2 separate regions of the Homo sapiens genome follow, and region 2 is linked to region 1. Evidence: chromatin loops called from intact Hi-C (ENCODE). Cell type or tissue: PC-9. All regions are shown on one strand. Links, peaks and the distances in the headings refer to the core of each region. The heading gives the core; the rest is flanking DNA.

Region 1 (11,657 bases), core at 3,737-7,736:
GATGATGGCCTGCTTGTACCCCTGCTCCTGAGCACCTGTTTGACCTCAAAGAGCTCTCGCTTTTGGGGTGTCCGTCTCCCCAAGTCTGTCTAGGGGGCAGGAAGACCTTCATCAGGGTTCTTGGGGGCCGATGTGGGCTCGCTGAGTGCCTGAGTGATGGATGGTCTCACAGCACGGCACCACGGAGGTCCAGCCGAGCTCGAGGAGTCCCTGTGGATTAAAAATGCCCTTTTCGAAGGTTCTACCTCTACCAGAGGGTGGCTCCACAGATCCCTTCAACCCAGTATGGTGGAAAAATAGGAATTTTGGAATCTTACCTTTCTCTACTGCTCACAACAGAGGAAACTGGGGTCAGGGAGGATTTGATGGAGTCTTTTCATTTTTTAAAAGTCACTCACGGCCAAGCGCGATGGCTCACGCCTGTAACCCCAGCACTTTGGGAGGCCGAGGCGGGCAGATCACCTGAGGTCAGGAGTTCTCGACCAGCCTGGCTAACACGGTGAATCCCCATCTCTACTAAAAATACAAAAATTAGCCGGATATGGTGGCAGGTGCCTATAATCCCAGCTACTCGGGAGGCTGAGGCAGGGAGAATCGCCTCGACCTCTCGGGTTCAAACAATTCTCCCGCCTCAGCCTCCTAAATAGCTGGGATTACAGTCGCACGCCACCACAGGCCGGCTAATTTTTTATTTATTTATTTATTTTGTATTTTTAGTAGAGACAAGGTTTCACCATATTGGTCAGGCTGGTCTTGAACTCCCAACCTCAGGTGATACACCCGTCTCGGCCTCCCAAAGCGCTGGGATTACAGGCGTGAGCCACCGTGCCTGGCCCTTATACTTGTCTTCTTGAGTGCATGTGTGAGGCTTTCTCTAGAAGTAGAGCTCTGGATTATAGGTATAAACATCTTCAACTTTCTCAGGAATTGTTGTAAGCAATTGCTCTAAGCAAATTGCTCTCCAAAGGGCTTATAGTAATTTACACTCCCAACAGCAGTTATGAGCATTTCCATTTTTCTACATCCTCCTATGACTTGGTGTTGGGCCTTTTATATTTTGCCAGCTGATGCAAGTAAAATTATATCTTATTGCTGTTTGAGTCTGACCATCCTTCCCATTAGGAAATGTTTTGCTGAAGCCTTTAGTTGCCGACTGGTTGGGCAGACACTTCTGTTTACTTATCACATCTGTTTTCCTCTTTCTCAGTAAGAGATTCCTTAAATTTCAATTGGGCTTATGGCTATTTAAAATAAAGATTACCTTTCCCTGCCTCTCTTACAGCCACGCGTAGCCACATGATTAGGGTCTTGCCAGTGGCACATGAGCAGAAGTGGTACATGCACTTTCAGAAAGGTGTCAAGCATGCTCTCCTTCCCTTTTCTGTTTTCTCCTGGGCGGAATACAGATCTGATGGCTGCCTCTGAAGCAGCCTTCTTGGACCATGAAGTGAACATGGGAACAGAGGCCATCCACAGCAGAGGAACAAGTTAAAGGAAGCATGGGTCCCTGCCCCATGGAGTATAGCGTCATCCCTGGACTGCCCACGCAGACTTATACATGATGGGAAAATGTCTCTTTTTGTTTGTTTAGGACACTGTTTCTCTGAATTTTCTCTCACTTGCCAGCAATTCTAATCCTAAAAATACACTGATGAATTCATTCTTCTGTATAAGACTAAGTGAATCATCTCAGAAGAGTATGGGGAGGACAACTGGAAAAAGGAAGAAGAGGTGCCTCAGGAGGACGGTGAGAGGAATGGCTTTGAAGATGCTGCTACAAAGAGCCTCTAGGAGGCAGCCCAGCCAGTTTCCCAGCCCCAGACTGTATGTTAAGTTTGGGGACAATTCCTGCCCAAAAAAGAGGTGTAGGCTAGAAGGAGCCATGTTGGAGAGGTTTTTCAGAGAACTGTCTGAAGGCCACACTGGCGTATGTCTCCTCTAATGCACCGTAGGATTGGCTCTCACTGGGTCCCAGTGCAGGGGCATGGCCCTGAGTGCCATCGGGGGACTCCAGAGGAAGCCCCTCACCCACCACGGCTGCGGAGCTGTCCTTGGGTCTGTTGTGAGACATGAAGACCTAGAAGCAGTGGAAAGTTTTGGTTTCGTCTAAGGAACGAATATGTTCATCCTTTTTTTTTTTTTTTTGAGACGGACTCTCGCTGTGTCCCCCAGGCTGGAGAGCAATGGCATGATCTCGGCTCACTGCAACCTCCGCCTCCTGGCTTCAAGTGACTCTCCTGCCTCAGCCTCTCAAGTAGCTGGGATTACAGGCACCCGCCACGATGCCTGGCTAACTTCTGTATTTTTAGTAGAGATGGGTTTCACCATGTTGGTCAGGCTGGTCCCGAACTCCTGACCTCAGGAGATCCACCCACCTCGGCCTCCAAAAGTGCTGGGATTACAGGCGTGAGCCACTGTGCCTGGCCATATGTTCATTCTTAGATATTGAGAAATATGTAACCAAGTGTGTCTGCACTTTCGTGCTTTGGCAGCTCCAAATCATCTGGGGATTCAGTGTGCAGCAAGTGGATTGGACTTTATGTCCTGCTTCTCTGCTCTCAACCTCAAACCTGCCTTGCCCCTGTGCTGACTGTCCCTTTCTAACTTATAATTTCCCTTGCCTTCTAAGTTGCCTCTAATATTTGATAGCAGGAAAGAGAGAGAATAATACACCTTTTGTAGATATCATTGGAATTTACACATCCAAATCAGAGTATCTACTTCCCCAAAGCGATCCCCGTAAGGGACCACTTTTATCACCTCATGGTGCCCATCATCCTAGGGAGGCCTAGGAACCCTTTGTCTATGGGAATAACTTTTTTGTTTTGGAGGAGGAGAGTGGAGTATAGTTCATTTATTTGATAAATATGTCTAGAGATGGAGCATTACCCAGTTCCAGGAAGCATGATTCAGTGTCTTCCATGAAAATGGTATCCTGGCTGGGTGCGGTGGCTCATGCATATAATCCCAGCACTTTGGGAAGCCAAAGTGGATGGATCACTTGAGGCCAGGAGTTCGAGACCAGCCTGGCTAACATGGTGAAACCCCATCTCTACTAAAAGTACAATAATTAGCCTGGTGTGGTGGCACATGTCCATAATCCCAGCTACTCGGGAGGCTGAGGCACAAGAATCCCTTGAACCTGGGAGACAGAGGTTGCAGTTAGCCAAGATTGTGCTACTGCACTCGAGAGAAAGAGAGAAAGAGACAGAGAGAGAAAGAAAGAAGAAAGGAAGGAAGGAAGGAAGGGAAGGAAAGAGAGAACGAGGGAAGGAAGGAAGAAAGGAAGGAAAAGAGAGAAAGGAAAAAGGAAGAGAAAGAAAAAAGGAAGGAAAGGAAGGAAAGAAAGAAAAAAGAAGGAAGGGAGGGAGACAGAGAAAGAAAGAAAGAAAAAGAAAGAAGAGAAGGGAGGGAGAGAGAGAGAGAAAAAGAAGGAAAAGAAAGAAAAAAAGGGAGGGAGGGATAGAGAGAGAAAGAAAGAAAAAGAAAGAAAAAAAGAAAGAAAAAAGGAAGAAGGAGGGAAGGAAGAAAGACAAAGAGAAAAAGAGAGGGAAGGAAGGGAGGGAGGGTGGGTCCTGTGGAATCGTGCTCTAGAGATTCACAGTCCATAGCATCGGGTGTGAATGGTGCCTGTGGAGTTGTGCAATGCGGCAGTGCTATGCTGCAGAGACCCTACTGGGAGCCAGGCCCAGGGCTGAGTGCCGGAGATACCAAAGTGAAAACATAAGGTTTTCATTTTCTGTGAGTTCAGTCTTTGGGGAAAAACTGAACTAAACAATCATTATAAAACAAAGAAGTGCGTGCAATACTAACCTGTTCATCAGCAGCAGTAAGGAAATGATGGATTCCGGACGCAGGGATAAAGTTCCCAAAGGTTTCAATGATGAGGAAGGTTGAGGGTGGGTGGGAAGCCATTAGAACCTGTCCGTGGATCAAGAAACAGGATTTGGGCAGTGTATTTGATTCCTGTGGCTGCTGTAATAAATTTCTACAAATTTGGTGGCTTAAAATAGCACCCACTTAGGCTGGGTGAGGTGGCTCATACCTGTAATCCCAGCACTTTGGGATGCCAAGGTGGGTGGATTTCTTGAGCTCAGGAGTTTGAGACCAGCCTGGGCAATATAGTGAGCCCTCACCTCTGCAAAAAAAACAAAACAAAAAAATTAGCTGGGTGTGGTGGCACGCGCCTGTAGTCCCAGCTACTTGGGAGGCTAAGGTGAAAGGATTGCTTGAGCCTGGGAGGTTAAGGCCGCAGTGAGCCAAGATCATGCCACTGCACTCCAGCCTGGGCAACAAAGCAAGACCCTATCTCTAAATAAATAAATAAATAAATAAACACTCATTCTTTTACGGTTCTGGAAGTCAGAAGTCCAAAATCAGTTTCACTGGGCTGAAATCAAGGTGTGGGCAGGTTGGTGCTCCCTCTCAAGGCTCTAGGGAGAATCCATCTCTTGCCCCTTTCAGCCTCTGGTGGCTGCTGGTATTCATTGGCTTGTGGTCCCATCACTCCAGTCATCAAAGCTGGCAGCTTCAAAGCTCTCTCTGCTCCATCTTCACATTGCCTTCTTCTCTGTGTATAGTGAAATCTCCCTCTGGCTGTCTCTTGTAAGAATACAGGACTGCATGCAAGGCCCACTGGAATAATTCCCAATAATCGCCCCTATCTCAAAATTCTTAATCACATCTGCACATCTGCAAAGACCCACCACCACCACCTTGTATTGGTTGTTGTTCTATAAGTTAACATTCACAGGCTCCAGGGGCTGGGATATAGATATCTTTTAAGGGTAATTATTCAGCCTACCGCAGGCAGATAGAGCAGGGAAAGGACATTCCAAACAGGAAACCCAGCAAAGAGCAGGCAAAGAAGCAAGACAGAGCTTCAGGATGTTCAGGAACTGGAAGGAGTCTGAGGTGGGCTGGACTGGCCGGGGCACAGGACCTCTGGCAAGGGCTGGATCAGAGGGAGAGAGCCTGAGCAGTGTGTGCCAGTAACGGGCCGTGCCTAGGCTGGAGGAGCCAGTGGTTTGCATTTTGAAAAGATCCTCTGGCCACTGTGCGAAGGGCAGGCTGCAGGGAGGGAGACTGTGGGCTGGGACACCCTATGCAGGGGCCGTGAAGGTACAATGTGGGGAGCCAGGATTGAATAATATGGAGGAGGTGGGATGCGATGAGGCTTGGAGAAGGATGAAGGAGAGGAACAGTGCAATGTGGAAAATCCTTGGTGAGGGTCCATTTCCACCTGGTTTACGTAAACAGCTAGCGTCAGAGGGGCCGAATCAGTGTGTAAAGTGGCTGCCTAGGCTGGGGCAGCACTGGGTGCTGAAGTCCTTTGGTAGATCACCCCGGGGCTCGTGACTCAGTTCTAGGCTGCCTCAAGGATGAGCCTTTGTTGCCTTTGTTGGAAGCTTGGACAGGAAGCTCTCCAGCAGGGAGGAGTGCCAACACCAGCCACACCCTCCCAGGTGCAGCTAGGCCCAGTCACCCTGAGCAATTTCCTGGAGTGAGGCCACTCGCCACTGGCTCACACTAGCCCCTGCCCTGCAGGGCATCATCAAGGATCTGGAGTCTGAGCAGCACCAGGCTCTCTGTGACTCAGCCCCTGTGGGGAAGGGGAGCCCGTGCTGGTGCTCTTCGGGCTGGAGCAGGGAAGTAGCTCCCCCTGTCCCACCTCACCTGCTTTGCTAGGGACAGACTTTTTTTTTTTTTTTTTTTTGAGACAGAGTCTTGCTCTGTCACCCAGACTGGAGTGCAGTGGCACAATCTCGGCTCACTGCAACCTCCACTGCCCGGGTTCAAGTGATTCTCCTGCCTCAGCCTCCTGGGTAACTGGTATTACGGGTGCCTGCCACCACACACGGATAATTTTTGTATTTTTAGTAGAGATGGGGTTTCACCATGTTGGCCAGGCTGCTCTTGGACTCCTGAGCTCAGGTCATCCACCCGCCTTGGCTGCCCAGGGACAGACTCTACAAAGCCCTGCTAATTGCTGCATGCAATATGCTGTTTGTGAGGGGAGGGGCGGGGGGGGGGGAGCTGGGAGGAGTTGTTGTTGTTTTGATTTTTTTTGAGACAAGGTCTCACTCTGTCACCCATGCTGGGGTAGTGCAGTGACGTACATAATCACAGCTCACTGCAACCTCTGCCTCCTGGGCTCAGGTGATCTTCCCCACCCAGCCTCCACAGGCACATACCACCATGCCTGGCTAATTTGTGTATTTTTTGTAGAGATGGGGTTTTGCCATGTTGCCCAGCCGGTTCTTCTACACATTCTTTGAGCTACTTTAGCTGTGTGACTTCAGGCAAGCAGTAACCTCTTTGCTCTTTAATTTGTTCCTCTGTGAATTGGAGAAATACTAGTACCTACCTCAAAGAGTCAAAAGCATTGAATGAGCTAAGCCCTCCATAGGGCCTGGCACACACGTGTAAGTGCCCCCTGCATGCTAGTGATGCCGTGGATACCCACAGTGGGATTCACTGGGAGAGGCAGATAGACTCATTTTAGGCAAGTTCCTAAGCATTCTGACATAATACATATAAAACACTTAGCACTTTACCTGGCACAAGGTAGGACCCTAGAAATCATAGAGAAGTTGGAGATTCTAAAGCCCGCAGGGGAGAATCTGGGCTGGGCTCTGAAGAGATTCCTGAGCTCACCGCAGCCAGGATGTATAAGTCATAGTGTTATGTCAGCGCTCATACCTGTGTGTAGCACATGTGCACGCACCTTCACGCACACAGGTGTGCCTCACCTCCAGCCCCAGGATGCATATGCAAATTCATGTAACAGATGAGTAACTGAGTTCACTCAACAGGTGAGAAAGTGACTTTGCATTCCCTAGGAATGGGACAGAGGTTGCAAAGGGACAGCCCCTAGGGCTGCATTTGGCCTGTAGAAGTGTTTTGCCTTTAAACTATTTTATTTTGTTTTCTTTTTTTTGTTTTTGTTTTCCCCTTATGCTATTTTTTTTTTTTTTTTGAGATTGAGTTTCGCTCTGTCACCCAGGCTGGAGTGCAGTGGCACAATCTCGGCTCACTGCAACCTCTGCCTCCTGGGTTCAAGTGATTCTCCCGCCTCAGCCTTCCGAGTAGCTGGGACTACAGGTATCCGCCATCACACCCAGCTAATTTTTGTATTTTTGTAGAGATGGGGTTTTACCATGTTGGCCAGGCTGGTCTTGAACTCCTAACCTCAGGTGATCTGCCTGCCTTGGCCTCCTAAAGTGCTGGCACCCAGCCTACACCATTTTAAAAAGGAGATTTCCATCGGAGAATTGCATGTAAGAATCAAGATTTCTGACTTTTCGGCCAGGTGTGGTGGCTCACGCCTGTAATCCCAGCACTTTGGGAGGTCGAGGCAGGTGGATCGCCTAAGGTCAAAAGTTTGACACCAGCCTAGCCAACATGGTGAAACCCCGTCCCTACTAAAAATACAAAAATTAGCCGGGTGTGGTGGCAGGAGCTTGTAATCCCAGCTACCCGAGAGGCTGAGGCAGGAGAACCACCTGAACCCGGGAGGCAGAGGTTGCAGTGAGCCGAGATCGCACCACTGCACTCCAGCCTGGGCGACAAGAGCGAAACTCTGTCTCAAAAAAAAAAAAAAAAAAAAAAATTCCGACTTTTCTAGCTGAATTGGAAGAGCTAATATGCTGGACCCACATCCAGTCAAAGCAAAGACCAGCGGAAGCCACAGTCACAGAGTGTGTCTTTCTAGCTGGTCCACTACCTGCTGGGCCCTGCAGGGATCTGAGTTCCAGAGCCCTAGCACGGCGGTTGAATGTGTTCACTCTAACATCAAACCGTCTGGATTTGAACTCTGGCCCTGCCACCCTGGACAAGTCATACAACCTCTCTAAGCCTCCCTCCCTCTCTCTCTCTCCTTCTTTCTTTTTTTTTTTGTCAGAGTTTTGCTGTTGTTGCCCAGGCTGGAGTGCAGCGGTGCAATCTCGGCTTACTGCAACCTCCACCTCCTGGGTTCAAGCGATTCTCCTGCCTCAGCCTCCCGAGTAGCTGGAATTACAGGCATCCGCCACCATGGCTGGCTAATTTTTGTGTTTTAGTAGAGATGGGGTTTCCCCATGTTGGCCAAGCTGGTCTTGACCTCCTGACCTCAGGCAATTCGCTCGCCTCGGCCTCCCAAAGTGCTGGGATTACAGGTGTGAGCCACTGCGCCCGGTCTGAAATATTTTAATAATTCAAATTTATGTTACAGTCAAAATGAGTGGAAAAAAGGGGGCATGTAATGTTAAAAAGAAAATGTAATTTTTTCCTTTCTTAAAAAAAAAAAAACTAAGGTATATTTTACACACAGTAAAATTTGCCCTTATTGTTATACAGTCTGTTTTCAAATGCATGCAATTGTATAACCACCACTGCAGTTAGGATCTGGAACAGTTTACTCATCCCCAAAACTTCCCTGCACCCTTTGTAGTCAACTCCTTCCCCACCCCTGGCTCCTGGCAGCCACTCATCGGTTTTCTGTAAGTGTTGCCTTTTCCAGATGTCCTATGAGTGGAATTGTATAGTAGGAAGCCTTTTGAGTCTAGCTTCTTTCATTTAGGAGACTGCATCTGAGCTCCATCCAAGCTGTGTGCATCAGGAGTGTGTTCCTTTTCATTGCTGAGTGGTGTTCCGTGGTGTGGAAATGATGACTTTCCCATCAGCATAAACCCATGCTCTAGGAGCGCCCATCTCCTGAAAACAAAAATCAAAACAAAAACACAATGGAGGCCGGGTGCGGTGGCTCATGCCTGTAATCCCAGCACTTTGGGAGGCCGAGGTGGGTGGATCACTTGAGGTCAGGAGTTCAAGACCAGCCTGACCAGCATGGTGAAACCTTGTCTCTACTAAAAATACAAAAATAGCCAGGCATCTTGGCGGGCACCTGAAATCCCAGCTACTTGGGAGGCTAAGGCATGAGAATCACTTGAACCCGGGAGGCGGAGGTTGCAGTGAGCTGAGATTGCACCACTGCACTCCAGCCTGGGTGACACAGAGAGACCCTGTCGCAAAAAAAAAAAAAAAAGAAAAAAAAAATTAGCTGGGTGTGGTGGTACACGCCTGTCATCCCAGCTACTCAGAAGGCTGAGGCAGGAGAATAGCTTGAACCTAGGAAGCGGAGGTTGCAGTGAGCTGAGATCATGCCACTGCACTCCAGCCTAGGCAATGGAGCGAGACTCCATCTCAAAAAAAGAAAAAAAAAGGAAAAAAAAGAAATGTCAGTATCTACAGATAAGACTCAATCTTGTTAGTGGCTGCTTGGGATTCTCTGGTTTGGCTATATCTTGATTTATTTAACCATTCCCCTTCTGATGGGTGCCATTTTTAAAGGCTTTGCTGTCACAAACAATACTGTTGAATATCCTCACGTGGACATCGTCCCACAGCTGACAAACCTTTCTTAGGACAGAAGTGGCCTGGCTGCCTTGGAGGAGATTCTGAGACCACTGCTACATTGCTCTCCCCAAACGCTGTGTCTCCATGGTCCTTTGGATGCTCTTAAATTGCAGCGAGCGCCCACTCCCAGCCAGGGCCTGGGGGTGCATGCTGTCCAAGGCAGGGCCCTGCCCTGGGGCAACTGCAATCTTTGAGTCCTATGATGAGATGGTTCAAGAGCCAGGGGCCCCAGTCCTGGGTTGCAGGGAGGAGTTCAGGGAAGGCTTCCTGGAGGAGTTGACGTCCAGGCAGAAACCTGCCTGCTGAGTAGCAGTTTGTCAGGCAGGGGAGCAAGTGGGCAGGGCTGCTCAAGCTAGGGGAGGACTTGGCCAGCTGAGGCCCTGAAAGGGCCAGGGCCATCTACGCACCGCTGAGTAATGGTGTTCCCTAAATGCTCAGGGCAGTGGCTGAAGGGAGTGGCAGTGGGTGGGGATGACAGGAAGCTGGGGCAACCGGTGAAGGCCTTCACTGCCAAGCTAAGGAGTGGGAATGTTGCCCAGGGCAAGCGAGAGCCTGATTACACACCTGAGGAAGTGAGCCATAGGCTGGAGGGGAGAAAGGACCAGTGCCCTGGGATGGAGGCTGGGTGGGAATTCACACCTGGCAAGAGCCCACCAGGAGCCAGGCCCTGTGTAAGGAGAAGCCCCCTCTTCCTTTCTTCCTTTCTTCTTTCCTTCTTTCCTTCTTTCCTCTCTCCCTCCCTTCCTTCCCACCCTCCTTCCTTCCTTCCCTTCCTTCCTTCCCACCCTTCTTCCCTCCCTCCCTCCCTTCCTCCCTTCCTTCCTTACTTCTTCCTTCCTTCCCTCCTTCCTTCCTAAATTAATAGACCTTTTTTTAAAGAGCAATTTTGGGTTTACAGAAAAATTGAGTCATAAGTACAGGGAGTTCTCATTGACCTCTCCGCACCCTGCCACACACGGTTTCTCCTATGGTTAACCTGTTGCATTGGTGTGATACATCTGTTACAACTGACAAACCAGTACTGACATGCTCTCATTCGCTAAGGTCCCTCGTTCACATCAGACTACACTCTTGATGGTGTACACTCTGTGGGTTTTGACGAATGCATAATGACATGTCTCCACCATTACAGTAGCCTACAGAGCCTTTCACAGCCCAAAACATTCCTTGTGTCCTCCTACTCATTCCTCCCTCCTCCCAACCCCTTGCGACCACTGATCTTTTTACTGTCTTTGTAGTTTTGCCTTTTCCAGAGTGTCGAATAGCTGCAAGCAAACACACAGTATGCAGCCTTTTCAGATCGGCTACTTTCATCTAGCAATGTGGAGTTAGGGTTCCTCCAGGTCTTTTCACGGCTTGATAGCACATTCCTTTTTCTTGCTGAACAATATTGTGTTGTATGGATGTACCAGTTCATCTATTTCTGAAGGATATCTTGGTTTGTTCTGAATGTTTAGCAATGATGAATAAAGCTGACATAAACATTCATACGCAGTTTTTTTTATGGACAAAGTTTTCAACTCATTTGGGGAAATACAGTATTTGTCTTTTTGTGGCTGGCTTATTTCATTTAGTGCAGTGTCCTCAACTTTCCTCCATGCTGTGGCATGTACCCTTTCTTTTCAAGGCTGATAAAAATTTCATTGTATATAAACACACACCACTAGCTATTGACTGTTTTAATATGAGCCTGCTTTCAATTCCTTTGGAGGTATTTCAAGAAGTGGGATTGCTGAATCACAAGGTAATTCTATTTTTAATTTTTCAAAGACGCACCATACTGTTTTTTCCACAGAGGCTTCACCAACACTTGTTATTTCCTTGTTCTTTTTTTTTTCTTTTAGTAGCTGTCTCAATGGGTGTGAAATGATATCTCATTGCAGTTTTGACTTGCATTTCCGTGATGATGACTGATGACATTGAGCATCTTTTCACATTCTTCTTGGCCATTTATATATCATCTTTGGAGAAATGTCTATTTAAGTCCTTTGTCCATTTTAAAATCACGTTGTTTTTTGTTGTTGTTGAGTTGTAGGTGTCTATGTATTCTGAATATTAACCCTTTATTATTTACATATTTGCAAATATTTTCTCCCAGTCTGTAGATTGCCTTTCCACTTTGTTGATTGTTTCCTTTGGTGCACAGACATTTTAAAGTTTGATGTAGTCTCATTTATTTAGTTTTGCTTTTGCATGTGTTTTTGCTGTCATAGCCAAATCACTGCCAAATCCAACATCACGAAGCTTTCCCCCTACATTTT
Region 2 (11,657 bases), core at 4,081-8,080, 89 kb before region 1:
GACCTTCAGAACTCCCAAAATACTCCCACCTCCTCCAGGAAGAAGGCGGGGTAGTGGGGGCTTTGGAGACCAATAAGCCAGGGCCTGACTCCTAACTGGCCACCTAATAGCTTTGTGACCTTGAGCAAGTGCCCTGGTCTTCCTGAGGGCGTGTTCTCAAGCTTCTCCGTTGTGTGGTTTTAGTGAGGGCTGGAGATGGCGACACGTAGTAGACTCTCAATTCATGGTGGCTCTTATTATTAAAGCTGGCCAGGATGTCCCTTCTGACCCCCAACCCTCCAGTTCCCATAGTGCTGGGCCTTGTAACTGTCACTGTCCTGTGTATGGGGTCAGGCTCTGGCCTCCCTCCCTCGCAACCCCTTCGGGGCAGGGTGAGAGTAAACAGGTCCCCTAGGTGTGGGACAGACGCCCGCTGCCCTCCTCCTGCCTTATTCATTCTCTCCAAAAACATTAATCACTGGTGGATGGACAAACTGTAGGGCACCCGTATGATGGAATGACCCCAGCAATAAGGAAGAACAAAATAGTAATACAATGAATGACATGGATGACTCTCAAGGCACTGCGCTGAAGTTCAGCAGTTAAATGAAAGCCGCCTAACTCAAAAGGCTGCAGACTCCGCCGCTCCCTGCGTCTGAACTCCAGGGAGGGCCACGCTGCAGCCAGAAAGCAGGTCAGGGCTTGCCTGAGGTGGGATGTGGGAGCGGGGATTGATTGCAATGGGGAATGAGGGAATTTTATGGGGGGATAAAAAAAATCAATGTTTCATTTGATGGTAGGTAGGTGGCTATTTCCATTTGGCAGAGCTTATCAAACTGTATGCGTAAAACAAGCAAATTCTACAGTATGCAAACTACACCATAACGAAGCTGGCAGAGTAAAGACCTTCCAGTTTGGAAACTATGATCTGGGAAGTGACCCATATTGCCTGGCCAGATACACGAGGGAAGAGTCATCTCCCTAGGAAACGCTTAAGAAAGGCTCAGTCCTTAAAAGAAATAAGAAACTGAGTGACCAGAAAAAATGAGGGAGAATTTGAAGAAATACAGTACCAGGGCATCATAGAAGAGCTGGCTTTAAATAGACTACAGATAGTGCACTCAAGTCTTAGTGCATTTGTACGCTGCCTGAATTACCTGACCTTGGTCCCTTATCTGATATCCTCATCCCCCCGGGCTCTACCTGAAAAAAAAGCTCACACGCATCTTTCATAAATAATAAGAAGCTATCCTTTAATGAGATGATATTTTATCTCTCCTGGCCCAGGACGGGGAAGGCGCCCGGCCCCTCTTGAGTCACCAGGCTCTTATGCAGTGGAGTTTCTCTCCTCTGCTTGCTTCCAGAGCCTTCTGCAGGCTACCAAGACAAAGCTTTCTCCCATTCCTCTGGGCCCGGTCCTTCTGCTCTCTGCTGCTGCCCTCTCTGTCCCCATTCCTCCTCTGCCTCTGGAATGATAGCATCTCCCAGTGGCTTTCATGTTGGAGTGCTGGCTCCTTAACTTAAGGTCAGCTTCTGAGGGCAGAAGGCTTGTCCCATTTTCTCTCCTTCCCTCTGCCCTCTCCTTTGGAATAAACGCACACATTCACCAATGCAGCCATTGACTGTGTGGCTCGCCCACACTGTTCAGGAGAGAGGCCCAGCTCCATCTAGCTTGAGCCCAAAGGAAATTTATTGGGCCACATTCCTGAGAAGTCCAGGACGTGTCAGCTAGGTTGAGACACAGCTGGATTCAGGATTGACAATCTCTTTTCCTGTCTCACTCTCTGTCTGCCTCTGTCTCAATGTCTTCTTCCCTTCCTCTCCTCCCTTCCCCTTCTTCTCCCTAATATCTTTCTCTCTCTAAGTAAGTATCCCCTGAGTATACTTCCTCACTCCTCCTTAAGCCCGAAAACAAAAGAACAAGACACAATAAATCCCTCATGTAAATGGTCATCCCTGACCTGGGGAAGTCCAAGATATCAAAAGCACAGCCTATTATTTTATCTATTCTTTCTAGTTGTGTATATAGCTGACTTTTCTGCTAGACTTTCCTTGTGTCCTCAAGGTGCCTGGCACAGGCCCAGGTACATGGCAGCCCCCAGCCCCACCCCAGATAGGATGTGACACTTGGTTGGGGTGAGGTCAGAGTGGGAAAGGGAAGAATCAGGGTCGGGGATGGGTCAAGGCTGGGGAGCGGCTGAGGGGAGGATCCTTTTGAGCTGTTCATTCCCTCCTGGTATTTTTGCCCATGAGGCCCTGCAGAGTAGGAACAAACTCCGCACATGCCTGTCTTCCTCCCAGAGCCCTCCACCCCCAATAAGCATCAGCCTGGGGGGCTGGGGCTGCGGGCTGAGGCCTGGGACAGAGTCCTGGTCAGCATCAGCCTAGCTGATGCCAATTAAGACCCAGGAATCCCCTGCCCCTACCCCTGGGCTCAGATCAAAAGACCTTGGCCCTCAGATGAGGGGCTCCTGACCATAAATCTGAAGGAGCACGGCCCTCCAGCTAATGAGCTGTCCTGGCTCAGACTAGAGCAGGGATGCCAGATCCTGTTTCATTCCAGGGTGCAGCCAGCCCAGAGTGAAGGGCCGCGGGAGGCCCTAGACCCCAGAGTGCCCATCCCCCCACAGCACCCGGCTTTGCAGGGACAGGCCCCGCTCTGCTCATAATCCCTGGGGCAATGTCCTGGAGGGTACATGAGAATGCACACTGTTCCCTGGGCTCCTGCCCTGCCGGGCCCCAAGATGGCTCCCTGTGCCCACCGTTTAGCCCCACAGGAATTTTAACCGCTAACATCTGGGTTCAGGAGACTCCGGAAGAGCAAACGTCTTCACCTCCTTTGATTCCCTTCACACAGAGGGCTTTTTCAATTTTAATTTGAGGTGACCTCTGACCTGAGTTCCCATTCTCATAGATTCCAGATATTTCCTGTGCCCTCAAATAACCTCCAAGCCTGCCCCCACCTGATCAGAGCCCCTGCGGAGGGGGCATGGCCTTCACCCACCCATGGCCCAGGCTAGGCTGGGAGTCCCCCTGGACTCCGGCCCCCTCCCCATATCCCACTCTGTTCCCCCAAAGATGCCTGCACAGCCACCCACCCACCAGTATCTCTCCAGGGCTCTCAGCTCCAGTATCTCAGCTGGGCCCAGCTGAGCCTGCTCTCAGGACACGAGGGATGGCAGACACCCCGGTGCCAACCTCTCTGGCTGTCATGTTTTTTAATGACAACAATCATAGAAACATCGGTGGAGCCTCTTCTCTGTGTCAGGTGACCCAGTAGCTCAAGAATAATTGCTCCTAATTTACAGATGAGGAAGCCGGCCCTGGAGAAGAAGAGGGACTTCGTGTACACACAGCTAGCTGTGGCCAAGCCAGACCATAACTGAGGTGTGTCAGCCCGGAGCCCGGTGCCCTCCAGGAAGAGGGGTCAGCAAAGGGATGCTGGCATTGGTGCATCTCCCCTGCTTTGTGAGTCCTGGTTTGGGCTGCCCATCTCAGCGTTGTGACCATCAGCACAAAGCACCAAGGGTCTTGGCAAAAGGCAGAGATGACAGAGAAGTGAGAAGCAGGCATGGGGGTGGGAAGGGCTGGTCAGACCTCAGCTCCGCCCCTGTCTCTTTCCAAAGTAGCTTTTGGATTGAGGTGGATAGTTCCCTCAGTTCCCATGAGGAGTCCAGCACGGTGCTAAGCTGGGCTGTGCAGGGGGCTACAAGAGCAGGCAAGTCCCAGTCCCTGTCTCAGAGGGGCTGAGAGACAAGCAGAGGTACAGGGACATGAGCAAGGCAGCCCCAGGACCAAAGTCAGGCCGAGGGGGTCAGGCTGGGTAGGCTGCTTGCAGGTAGGGAATTTGCTGCAGGTCTGGGTTACAGAGAGGCCCAAGTCCCATGCCCACATGGTGCTAGGTCAGGGCCCTGGCAGCCATCCCTCTAGGATGGCCACTCCCAACAAGGGCCTATGGCTCTCCAGAGCCCAGAACCTGAACACATCCAGGCCAGAGCCACGGGATGATGCACTGGCCCCTGCCCCATGGGTAAGAGGCTGAATGGCACATTAGGCAACCTCTCTGGCTCCAAACCCCAGCTGGCTGCCAGCCTCAGCCTCCTAGTCGATGGTTTGACCACATGACTCCCCATTAAAGCCTTTCCCTGGCTCTCCATCCTGCCCCTCGTCATGCCCGGTGACTCACGCTGCTTTTCCAGGCCCAGCTCACCACGGCTGACATCACCTTCAGCTCCACCCCTTTCCCAGCAAACCCTGATGAGCCCTCTCTTTCCTCTGACCCATTGTCCTCCTCGGAATCAAGAATGCTAGAGCCAAAAGCTATCTCAGGGAACATCTGGAGCAGCCTCACTTACAGCTGGGGAAACTGAGACCTGAGAGATGCCCCGCTGGCGTTTGTTCTAGTTCAGAGGCTGTGATTCATTTAGAACTTTAATGAAAGGATTTAGGGCTCAGTTAGGATCTTAGGGCAAATCATCGCTGCTCTGCCAGTAACTAAGCCCTTACCCTTACGCCTGCCCAGCAGGGTCCTGGAAATCAATCTCCAGATTCCGCCGGGTCCAGGGCTGCCCCATAGGTGCTGAGGCACTGGAGACAACAGGAGGTCTGGGATGGCCCCCAGCCCCTCCCTCTACCCAAATCGGGGCATGGCTAATTCTTTCTCTAAGAGATCCATTGCTTTAAAGTCCAGAGTAGAAGGGAAGAAACAGGTGTCAATTTCTGCCAGGAAAATGAGATCGAGCTGCAACCTCAGAGAAGCCTGGAGGGGTACTGTTAACGGGAACCCTCTGAGGCTCTGGGGCTGAAAAGAAAATCAAGGAGGAACAAGCAATCAAGGTTTTCATGGAAGCCTTGGGCTTCAGAAATAAGGCATCCCTGGAACGTGGTTTCTAAAGCATCACCTGAGAACTTGGGAGAAATAAAAAATGCAAATCCTCAGGCCCCACCTGAGACCTACCAAATCACACACTTTGTTTTGGGATCCCTCAAGCCCTCCAGATGATTCTGATGCATGCTCAAATTTGAACACCACTGCCATAAAGGACAACCAAAGCAGTAAGCAGGTCTCATAGCTGGTCAGCCCTGTTGGTCCTGGCCTGTGGTGGGTTCGCTGAGGCTCCACAGCCCGCTCTGCTTACCCATGTTATGGACCCCTCCCAGCCAAAACAGGCAGGATTTCTGCAGGCAGCTTATTCCAGAAGGGCTTGGAATGAGCCTTGTGGCCCAAGATGTGCTCTGGGAACATGGAGAGCCTCAAAGTCACCCACCCCTTCCATTTGCCTCTGCCCATACAAAAGGAATTCTGCCTCAGTTTCCCTGCTTTTCATTCCAACCCACCACTGGCCTTAGAACTCTGCCCTGGACCTCAGCCTGCTTCCCTGGGCACTGTTACCATGCCATGCATGGTGGCTGGCCTCCTCACCGAGGTCTCATCCTGCTCCTGTACCCCAGCTGCTGACTGAGGTGATTTGCAGACTGACAACACATTTATTACTGTGCTGTGGCTGCCCTGGGCCCCCAGGTACATGTGTGTGGATTGTCTACTGAACAAGGGCAGATGGCCAAGGAAGCAAGTGGAGGAATGAAATCCAGCTCACTTTCCACTCACCCACATCCCCTAGGGCGAGGTGGCACTAATTTGCAGGTATGCATTAGAGGGTCTAGTGCTTGAATGTCACACTCCCTTTCCCGAAGCTCCTGTTTCTGAGGTGACCCTCCCCTCCCCCTGCCTTCCCATTTCTACACCAGCCAGACCTCCCTATCTCTTCATGTCTACACCAACTGGACACCCACCCTTTCAAACGGGCCATGCCCTCCTTATCTTCTCTCTTAGGGGTCTCTTGGCTGGCTCAGTTGTCCCACCATTTCTCTCCTTATTCCTCATCCTCACAGACTTTCCCGTCATGTTGATGATGACATAATAACCAGCAGACAAAACATCTTTGTTGATAGAAGTTTGAGGTCATTTCATTACAGCATCTCCTAAGACATTCCATTCAGGGACGTGCCTGCCAGGCTGCTGGAAATGCCTGCCTTTTATGGCCTGCTTGGTTTGGTCACTTGTAACTTCTGCACATGATAGGCCCTGGGCTCCCTCTACCCTAGGGCAACCCCATAGAGACCTGAAAATCCTGTTCACGACTTGCCCCACCCGAATCTTGTCTTCCCAGCCCCTTGAATGAGTCCATGTGTGGCTTGGGCTCTCTCATCACCGCAGGTTAAACTGCCATGTAATTGATTTTTTTTCCAGGCAATTGAACACATATCAGTAGGCACCTAACTTTTCTCTTTTAACCACTTGGATTAAGAAAAATCTTTCCAAAACATAATATATTCTTCTCTACCTCTTGGAATAAATGAAAGCAGACATAATGTGCTTTTTCTTGGGGCCTCTACATAATAATAGTTTTTTTGAGCTACTGTAAAGTGTTTTTAATAACTCAAATCACTTCATAATCACCATGGGGAGAAAACAGAAAATACAGATATATAGAAAGGAAAAAGAAGGGCATCCCTTGATATCTTACCAGCTGGAGGCAATGACTAATAACTTTTTGTTGTATAACTTTCTGGGCTTTTTCCTAAGCAAGCACAGTTCCCCAGTTTGGGGTGCAAATGTAATCCCTCTTATTTATTCAATAATTGCTTGAGCTCCCATACGCCCATATTAACAGGAAGTCATGCCTCTTTACCCCTTCTTACCCCTTATTCCTCACCCACTCCCCCAAGGAAATTGGGGCCAAACTTGGTCCTACAGGTAATTCTGATTGCAAATGGCAATCAGAGAGAAACTGGAGAGTCAGGAGGTCCTGATTTCCATTGTTTCTTGCACAGTACCATGTGTCTCTAAAGAAAATGGTCTTGCAAAGTCTGATGAGATCCTGCCTCACTGGTCCTGACCCTTATGTGGTCCACAGAGGTGTGCCAACTTTGGGCTCCAAGGCCACTGCTCTTGTAAGCTCATACTTCCAAGGTTAGCCAGGCTCCCAAATAGCGCACAGCCCTGGTAGAGCTGAGCCCAGGAGGGCTTCTGTCCTCAGCCACACTCCATGCCACAGGAATATGGAGGCCCTGGGGTTGAGCCTGGTCACCAACTCTGACCCCCTTTCTTCCTGGTGCCATTCCCTTGAGGGGCTGTGGGGATTCTATTCCTGGGGCACTTCATCTCAAACTTCATCAGGAAAATTCCAACTTTAACACGGCAAACGTCTTTGTCTTCATCTCTTTCTTCCCAGATGTTCCTTGGCCCCAAGCAAATTATCTCCCTGCTCTTCCATGTAGGGACTAGAGGGTCCTGCACTCCTCAGGCCACCCAGGAACCAGTTCCCCCTTGCCCCACTAGCCTAACATGTGAATAGCCAAGAGGGACCACTCAAAGGACAGTTTCCTGAACAAAGAAGACCTGTTCTTAACCAGCTGGATAAAGAAGGAGCTGATGGCAACTTTTATTAAAAAGAAAGAAAAGTTCCGAACCAGGAAACTTGCCATACACCCATTCGCCAGATGACAACATTGAGATTACTCACTTCTTGAAAGAGCCCAGCCTCTAGCACTGGACATTTATCACAAAGCATTTCCTTCTTGCGTTGGGCATTCCTCTCTTGCTAGGAGGAACTGAGACTTCCCGTCCCCAGTCCCAGCCCTGAGGCCATGCAGCCTAGGGGTGGCTGGATTGAGCACTGCTTACTGGATTCAGGCCAGAGACTGCCACATTTTGTCCTCTGCTGCCTGGGTTAGGGAGACCTCTCCCTGTCAACTCAGGGGCATGGCAGGAGCGGGGCTGGAACAGTCTCTGCAGTCAGTTCCCTCCTGGACCACCGACGCTGGGAATGCAAGGGGTGGGTAGTTTGGTCTGTGCTTATGTGTTGATATTGTGAGATCATTTGAGAGAATTAAATATATTTTCCCAGATGGAAAGAAAAGGAAAAGGAAGGGGATGTTGAGTGTGGGAGCTGTTCATTCTTTCCAGCTTCTCTCCTTTCCCGCCATCCCACCCCACCTGTGGACCTGTGTTTGGCATTAGGGCACTCCTCTGTGCTTTGCTGGATTCTGATAGGGAGCACAGCCTGGTGTGGGGGGTGGGAGGACGGATGGTCTGCATCTTCCCTTCCCCTGCTCCAGTCCTTAGGCCAGTGCTTTCTGCACTGGGGGGTCAGGGGACATTGAAGGTGCCAGTCCAAATGCCAGTCAACACTGTGGGCAGGCCTGGCCAACACTGTCTGTGGATGCCAGACTCTGGGAAGAGAAGCACCCACGCTCAGAGATGGCCCACTCTCACTGGGCTCACAGCCAAACACACCCAGTTTTCTGGCCTCGGGCTGGGTGGGACAAGTGTATATCTCACCTGACAAGCCCTGTGAGCCTGACAAATGGAGGGAAAAAGCCACGACAGCAGCACCTCCCAGTGATCCGGAAGCTGGAGGAGGAGCAAGAGGACACAGGGTCTCTCCAAAAGGCAGAAGTGCGGGGGAGTGGCCTGGACATTGTAGAGCTGGGACAGCCAAGTCCCAGGGCAAGGGCACCAGGGGACATGGAGGAGTCCTTCCCTTGGGCCTCTCCAGAGAGGCTGCCTGGAGTTTTCACAGTTCACAAATGAGCAGAGGAAATTGTCCATGCGAACAGCCCTTAGGGGATCTCCCAGAGAGGTGTCTCGGGTGCTAGGGGAAGCCCAAACACCCCACTTCAGTTTTCACGTAGGAGGAGGAGAAGGCAATGACTTGTCTTGAAGCAGCCGCTGCCCAGCAAGCACACGATTTTTATTTAAATTGAAGGTTTATTTGGAGTGGGCTTGGGGGAGTACTTCTCATGCACACACTTTTTCTGTCTCCTCATTTCCCCAGCCCAATCCTCCCCACATTCCTCTGCCTTCCCGCCTCCCATTTTATTAGGTGTCAGTTGTCTGCTCCAAACCTTCAGTAGCTCCCATTTGTGATAAGGTGAAGTCCAAATCCCATAGCCTGCATTCAAGTTCTTCCACGGTTAGGGTGGACATACACCCCACTTTGTTTTGGATGATCTAGTTTATATCTGCTGTCTTGGCATAATAATTCATAGCACCCTGCTTCATGCAAAAATGTATCCCAGTTTGGAGAATAAATGATGTGGTCCACCCGTGTACAGTCCACTCCCAACCTCATGCTCCAGGCTAATGGCCAACTGTCTCTCTTGAATCCTCTGAGTCAGTGGTTTTGAACTCTGGTTGCTCATTAGAATCACCTGGGGAGCTTTTAATAAATATCACTACTTAGACTCACCCCCAAAACAGGTCAAATAAAACAGAATCTCTAGGGGCAGGACCCAGCCTTTGGTATTTTTTTAAGCATCCAGATGACTCTGATGTGCAGCCAGGGTGGAGAACAACTGACCTCAGTAAAACAGGTGTCCTGGAACTCTGTCCCTGAGCCCATCTTACACATTTCTGTCCCTAGTTTTTGGTAACTTGCTCCCATTGTCTATCCGCCATTTAACTCTTTCTTTTCCTCTGTGTGTGGTCTTTCATTCATTCTTTAAGTCCTACCCAAGCTGCTAAGCCTAGCTCCAATGCTGCCTCCTCCTACATCTTTCCTGACCTCTTAGCCAGAAAGGGTCTTCCTCTCTACCCACTACTGCCCCCTCCCTCCCCCACTATTGAATGTCATCTATGATCCACGCCCTGTTTTGCCTTCTTCACAGTCTATGAGCTCCATGGCATGGGTCATGTCTGATTAATCTCTGGAGACCCCAGGGCCCAGACCCAACTTACAGTAAAGCCTCTCACACCTGAGTGAGTGACTATCACTGCTGGTCCTGAACTTGGGCAGCGTCATCCACCCCGACACGGGGCACCAGCACATGCTGCCTCTACAAGTTAAGTTTCTTTTCCTGTGTGCGGGCTTTCATTCATTCATTCACTCACTCATTCTGCTTTGTGCCAGGCGCTGTGTTCTCCATCACCTCTTCTTGATTTCCTGTACTATTGGAGAACTGTCCTTTCTCTCTCATGTCCATCCCCTGGACAGCCCTGCAGACTGTCTTGCATATAAACGGTACTCAGTATTGATTGATAATCAACTGACGAATAGATAAACAAAAGTGGTGTGTCCTTACAATGAAATATTATTCAGCCATGAAAAGGAAATGAAGTACTGATACATGCTACAATATGAATAACCCTAAAAACATTATTCTAAGTGAAAGAAGCCAGGAACAAAAGACCACATAAACTGTATGCTATCATTTACATGCAAAGTACAGAATAGACAAATCCATAGAGACAAAAAGTAGATTAGTGGTTGCCAAGGGCTAGAAGAAGGGGGAAATTAAGATTAACTTTTGTTTTGTTTTGAGACAGAGTCTTGCTCTGTCGCCCAGGCTGGAGTGCAGTGGCCTGATCTTGGATCACTGCAACCTCCGCCTCCCAGGTTCAAGCAATTCTCCTGCCTCAGCCCCCTGAGTAGCTGGGATTACAGGTGTGTGCCACCATGCCTGGCTAATTTTTTTTTTTTTTTTGTATTTTTAGTAAAGACAGGGTTTCGCCATGTTGGTCAGGCTGGTCTCAAACTCCTGACCTCAAGTGATCCGCCCACCTCAGCCTCCCAAATTGTTGGGATTATAGGCGTGAGCCACAGCTCCTGGCCAGGACTAGCTGTTAATAGACACAGGTTTTCTTTTGGGGAGGATAGAAATGTTCTGGAATTGGGTAGTAGTGATGGTGGCACAACCTTGTGACTATACTAAAAACCACTGATTGTGCACTTAAGTGGCGAATTTGATGGCATTTGAATTATATCGTAATTAAAAAGAAATATGGATTGATGGATTTTTCTTTCTATACTCATATGTTCTCAAACCTTAAACTTTTATTCTTATTCACAGGAATCAACTGATATTACTGCTAAAAACATTGGTTTCTGGGCTTCACCTTGGAGCTTCAGATACAGCAGATTGGGGCAGCGCCCAGGAATCTGCATTTGATTGTTGTATTCTAAGTGCCATTTCCCTGTTCCCCAAAGGCTTGGGTCAGAGGATTTCTGAGCCAACCTCAGAACCTCAGAAGACAAATAAAATTCTTTAACCTATTATTTCAGAAAAAAAAAGCTGAAGATTTCAAACACAACCAAAACTTTGTTTTTAGTCTGCTTCTTATTAAAAACAGACTGGGACCCAAAGAAACCCCATCGGGGTAGGTAATGAAGTAATCATGATCATACTAAAAGAACAGAATGGAAAAACTGCCTGGCCTGGAGCAAACCACAGAAAAAATTGTCTTCTGCCTCCAGTGCTCAACTGAGCCATTCAGATGAAAATATCCCACTAGCCACATCGACAGCTTAATCTGGGGCAGGGGAGCTAGACATTAGTAAACCGCCACTCACTGCCCCCTATACAAATACATACTTACAGACACCCACTCCTACACACTCAAAATTCGAAGCTCTGGTATGTGCTCCATGATTAGGGCTTTCTTTGGGGTTACAAGGAAGCAGAGTTGTAAATCGGTATTAGAATGTGATCAAAAGGAATGTCTGTATGCAATTATTTTGTTTTGAGACCAGTGTTCAGAGGCACCGACTTTAAAGTGCTGGCTTGGTCACGTGGTGGCCTCTCACACACATAGGCGCATATGATTTTGGTCCCCACAAAAGAAGGAAGACAAAGGCCCGGGTTTTCTCTTTGTTGCTTCTTTGTTTCAGGACGGA

Evidence for each region. Hi-C counts contacts between places; a loop is a spot of excess contacts. Peaks named below come from ENCODE experiments on the same cell type or tissue, not always from the same donor. Only the 100,000 strongest peaks of a DNase experiment are listed, where the experiment ranks them.
Region 2: a loop joins it to region 1, with 10 times the contacts of the local background. A loop is called at or near these places in 46 of 110 quality-filtered maps.

What each region holds. Positions count from the first base shown.
Region 1 is chr2:20,226,328-20,237,984 of GRCh38, forward strand. No RefSeq gene overlaps it. Among named protein-coding and RNA genes, the nearest start is that of SDC1, 7.0 kb to the left of the region's middle. RefSeq lists enhancers at 1-130, 9,238-9,796, 9,797-10,355. In PC-9, for the core only: a CTCF peak has its summit at 5,869; DNase peaks (open chromatin) are centred at 5,484, 6,214 and 6,724; H3K4me3 peaks cover 1,599 bases; H3K27ac peaks cover 3,364 bases.
Region 2 is chr2:20,137,461-20,149,117 of GRCh38, forward strand. No RefSeq gene overlaps it. Among named protein-coding and RNA genes, the nearest start is that of SDC1, 82 kb to the right of the region's middle. RefSeq lists enhancers at 1-337, 3,819-4,403, 8,155-8,314, 8,525-8,604. In PC-9, for the core only: no CTCF peak of the experiment used is centred there; DNase peaks (open chromatin) are centred at 4,141, 6,031 and 7,581; H3K27ac peaks cover 3,736 bases.